2 separate regions of the Homo sapiens genome follow, and region 1 is linked to region 2. Evidence: read pairs that join two places in POLR2A ChIA-PET (ENCODE). Cell type or tissue: MCF 10A. All regions are shown on one strand.

Evidence for each region. Peaks named below come from ENCODE experiments on the same cell type or tissue, not always from the same donor. Only the 100,000 strongest peaks of a DNase experiment are listed, where the experiment ranks them.
Region 1: POLR2A ChIA-PET joins it to region 2 with 10 read pairs; 3 of 35 experiments call an interaction of 5 or more read pairs at or near these places.

The regions. Positions count from the first base shown.
Region 1 is chr13:110,011,059-110,013,558 of GRCh38, reverse strand. It overlaps a transcript of LINC03082 not described here. Among named protein-coding and RNA genes, the nearest start is that of LINC00396, 41 kb to the left of the region's middle. RefSeq lists an enhancer at 702-1,901. In MCF 10A, no CTCF peak of the experiment used is centred here; a DNase peak (open chromatin) is centred at 1,298.
Region 2 is chr13:109,790,219-109,792,718 of GRCh38, reverse strand. It overlaps LOC124903211 (WAS/WASL-interacting protein family member 1-like), which reads right to left. Exons shown (of 2, transcript XM_047430835.1): 2 at 1,723-2,500. Among named protein-coding and RNA genes, the nearest start is that of IRS2, 4.9 kb to the right of the region's middle. In MCF 10A, CTCF peaks have their summits at 971 and 1,190 (motif pointing right); a DNase peak (open chromatin) is centred at 1,208.

The DNA of each region.
Region 1 (2,500 bases), 220 kb before region 2:
CATTCATCTAGTAATGCAAAAAAAATGGTATGTTGTTTTCTGGGATCTGATTTTTTAATACCGTGAACCAGGTCCCTATTTCAGTGTGTAGCATGATTACAGGTTAGATCTGCCCACCTCAGACCATTGTCTCGCAGATGTGTGCTTATCCCAGTGAGATCTTTGAATATTTATCACGATTACTCTGGGGGAATGAAAGTCCATCCTGTGGGCAATGGAGGATCTTTGGGTATGAGTGAGAGCTGCCCTTTAATTTTTTCTCAAACCTTCTAGATTCGTATGTTTCTTGTAAAGATAAACGACATCATAGATGGGACCACCTGCTTATTTTTATCTTCTTTAATTCTTTGTGAGATTATGGCACTGGCTGAATGACAAGAGTGTGCTACTGCCACAAAGCTGCAGACTGTCCAATGGACTCTAGTCCCTATGAAAACAACATAGATTCAACTTGTTATTCATGTAATCTCTCGAACAGTGAACACTACTAAGCCCAGGCCTCAAATGAGCCACACATTGGTGCTCTCTGGGGGCTCTACCCAGAAGGGCTGGTTATTGCTGCATCAGAGATGGGGAAAGGTGGTACTCCTGCAGGCACTATTCAAGTGTAAGTGATCTGCATCTTCAGTTCTCCTCAACATCGAAGTCAAAAGAAGCAATGCTGTTACTCGAATACAATGATCAAAATCAGGATTAGACTTTGTTTTAATTCAAAAGAAAGAGCAAGTGGTATTACTTGATGTCCAGCCTTACAAAAAGCAATGTATGGGAAAGAAAAACCTAAAGAAGACCCTTGGGGAAAAGGAAAACAAGTTCTGTCTAGGGGAAGGAAAGTAGTGATGAGATTGAGTTTCTTTTCTTTGAAAATTCCCTGCTTTACAGGGATGGTATGTTTTATGTTAAAAATTAAGCTACATTTAATCCCTTAACAATGTGTCCCTGAGACATTATTATGGGCTTGTATTTGTCATGGATTCTATTGAAATATGTTCATTATTTTTTCCAGAAATGTGAAATAGAAAAAGGGGCTTTCATGGGCTCTAAACACCAGAATTCGTTATCTGTATTTAGAGCGAGGACAGATTTGTCAGAGGTTTCAGGCAGTGACTAAGAACTCAGGAGTAGGAGGGAAGAATAAGTACTGACAACTTGTTCTTGACCTGCCCAGTTATTTCAACCACAGGAAGGATATTTAAGATTCTTTGCATTATCATTATTTAGTGACTCATACTGTGGGTTAATAATTCCCTTTTTCCTACTTCTCTTGCTCCTCATAGGCCAGCATAGATCAGGGGCTCAGGGACCTGCCAGCTCAGATGTCATTTCATCCTCAGTGGTGGTCACAACCTCCAAATGTGCTTCCTGAATATGCTTGAGAAGAATGTTGTCTGTTGATGGAGCTGCTGGCTGAGAGATCTGGTTGAGAGATGGTGTTTTAGCCTGAGGTTTCTTGAAGAATTTCAATCCTAGCCCATTTCCGAGGATAACAATGCTGAACCCATTGGCTGTTACCCTTTGAGCAGCGATATTCTTCACCATCTAAACAAATCTGTTGCATATTAAAACTCAGTGCTCATGTTCTCACTTACAACCGGGAGCTAAACGATGAGAACACACGGACACATAGAGGGAAGCAACACACACCGGGACCTATCGAAGAGTGAAGGGGAGGAGAAGGGAGAGGATCAGGAAAAAGAACTAATGGGTACTAGGCTTAATACCTGGGTGATGAAATAATCTGCATAACAGACCCCCATGACACAAGTTTACCTATGTACCAAACCTGCACATGCACCCCTGGACTTAAAAGTTAAAAACCCCTCAGTGCTCCTATGACATTTGATATATTGGGATTCTTCTTCATGGTTTCTTTAATGTTAACCACCTTTTTACTGTCAACGTCAGGGAGTGTCATGGCCTCATATTCCTGAGTTTCCTGTCTTTACTGACCAAGATTGATCAAAAGCACCTTCCTCAAAGGCAAGTACATTCTCTCCAGGTCACTTCTATTCCATATATTTGTTTATGCTGGCATTGTAACATATTAATATTTTTCCCATTATCAAATTTTGTGAGAATATCAGTGGTACATTTTAAAATCTAATAAGCATTATCAGATGCCTTATGAAGATTATCTGCCAAATTATAGCCCTAATAGTAAAAGATTTTTAGCCATATTTTGTTTAATTAGCTTGTGTTGATATTTTATTACTTAGAAACTCCCACCCCCCGAACCCTCAAATGACTTGTTCCTTGAACATAAAGAATAAAATTGGGACAGTCTGTCCTCACAATATTTTCTGGTCCAAAGCAATTCCAGATGAATACATGCTTTTGAATAGAATATACCATTTTGCATCAATTACATTTCCACTGATTTAAGCAAGGATACTGGATAGGAGAAACAGTGCAATAATTTAGACCTTCAAACCCTTAGAAAAACAAATCAGCATCAAGTGTGTAAAATAATGTTCATGTGGGTAGAAAGGGAGGAAGTGCC
Region 2 (2,500 bases):
TTGAACAAGGAAAAATGGAAAATTCATGTATAAATAGCTAATCATTGGTCTTAAACATAGCATATACACGGAGGCTCAGAGGACAGGTTGGTAAAGATTACTCAAAAGGAGAATTAAAAGACCGCTCAATTCTCAGTTGTGTCATAATCGTATCTTTATGGTAGCTACATATTATAAAATGTTTTTTATTTATCCCTCATACTAGTAAGCGTCAAATTCATGATCTTTGTGAGTATACTGACAAACTACTCTCACAAGCTATTACTATTATTGATATTTTATATATCAACTTTTTTTCATCCATAAAAGTACCTCAACGACATGTTCAGTAGCAAATAAGTTTTCAGATCCCTTCACTCTATTGAATAACAGCTCTGAACACTTTGACTAACTTGAATATCTTCTATTTGCAATGCCTAAAGATTGAGAATAAAGCAGTTAAGAAGGAAGGTGTAATTTGTAAATTTAGAATTGCCAAATTAGTAATGAGTATGTAAGTTCAAATAATTTTACGCAATCAAAAAGATAGTGACATTCGATGCTTATTGCCATTTGTTATTTATGTTTTTAAAATACATTTTTGTTATGTGTCATTTTCAGAGTATGTTTTCTTTCCTATCTTACTTTTTCCAATTTGCTTTTCAATCTTTCAAGATGACTTTGGCTTATCCTAAAAAGAATGTGAGACTTAAAGGTCAATGTAGGGGAGAAATACAATTAAAAAACACTTGGCTTGCCAGATAAGCAAATCTTGATTATAACTTATTTTTGATTAGGTAAACATTCTAAAATAATACTGAATTTAGATTCTTGTTTTTATTTTGTTGGCTAGTATTCTAAACTCTTAAGTGGGCAGTGATATACATTTCTATTAAACTGTATAAGTAACTATGCAAATTGGGATATAAATTGCATTAGAAAATATGAACATATTTGCTTGATACTTAATTCAACCATAAAAAATAAAGTATTGCACTTATTAATGTTCTCTTCCCTCATTTGTCATCTGATATTGCTCTTAGTCACTCACTATCAAAATTTCTTTGTTTAATCTTACTTCTATTAATTTCCTTAAAGTTTCATGCAAAGCAAATTTATGTCAGGTTGTAAGCACCTTTCTCTCAAAGCAACCACCACTGTATTTGTGACAACTCATGCCAGAACCCTGAATCTGCCTTGGGAAGAAACATTGCCAGTTGGTGGCAGCATTCACAAGAGAGGGTCACATTTCCTCTGTTATCTTTAGGTTGAATTTCAAAACAACTCTAGAAAACAGACTCAGAGGGCTAGCCTTGGAAACAGCATGCAAACAACTGCAGAAAAGCGGAAGGTTTCTGACTATAATACAGTTCTACCAAACAGCAGAGCATGTGGCAAAAAAGCCAGGCTGGCTCCCTTCCTCCTGTTTACCTCCTGAGCAGTGTATGAAACAGGGTGAGCTTGCTCCTGGAATCAATAGGTGAATCAATGAACACAGGCTGGTCTTCCCCACTTCATAACATCTGTACTCTGTACAAGGACACTCCGGGCCACCCTCGCTGAGCATCCTCCCGCCCTCTCCCAGAAAATATAGCTGTGTCATCTTACAGACATTTTTAATGTCATCTGCTTATGATGTGCAGATTGAGAAGCAGACAATTTTGTTCTGCTCTGGCATGAAAAAAAAAAAACGTTTTAATCGGCAGCTAGGATAGCAACATGAAGCAACACACAGGACATCAATTTCATCATGCAAAATACCGGTGTATTATATTACAGGGGCCAAGCATTCCAAGGAAAAGTAATGATCTAAGAAGATGCTCTTGCATTTTAAAAATATCTACTAGTGTTATACAGTCATTAATGTATAATTTCCATTTCAATAATAGGAAGCCTTCTGGGAAAAAAAGCTTGTGTTGCTTCTTAAATCTAGAAACACATTCTCAAAATTCAAACAGAACAAAATCCAGAGGCATATTAATAAATATTTTCAACTCCTAACCGCAGTCACTTTTTAATTGGGCATTTATGTATTTCTTCAACATAATTATATTTATAATGAAAAAATGTTGAGAATACTGGATTAGCTGCATTTGTAACTACAACATATTTTTCTAAACAGTATTAATTCAATTGATAAGACTTTAAAAAAGTTATAGTAGTTTGTTCTATCATATATGCACATTAAATAATCATTTATTTTAGAAAATCCTCCCTCATAAAATGAACATTTAGGAAAGAGACTGATCCATATTTTTAACAAGAATAATAAACACACAAGTAGAAAGCCTTTATAATTTCCAAGGGGCTGATCAATTCCATTAACAAATCCTGATACTTTAAATGTTTGCAATGCCATACATAGCAAATGATCCAAACAGCAGTTATATTCTCTCATGTAAGTCATTCTGTTGCCCATACACAGAGTTAGCATGTTACAAAACTCTTGTGAAATTTCAGTTGAAACATTAGCAAATAAATTTGCTGGTAAAGTGCAAGAAGTTTCCTTATAAACCCTAGA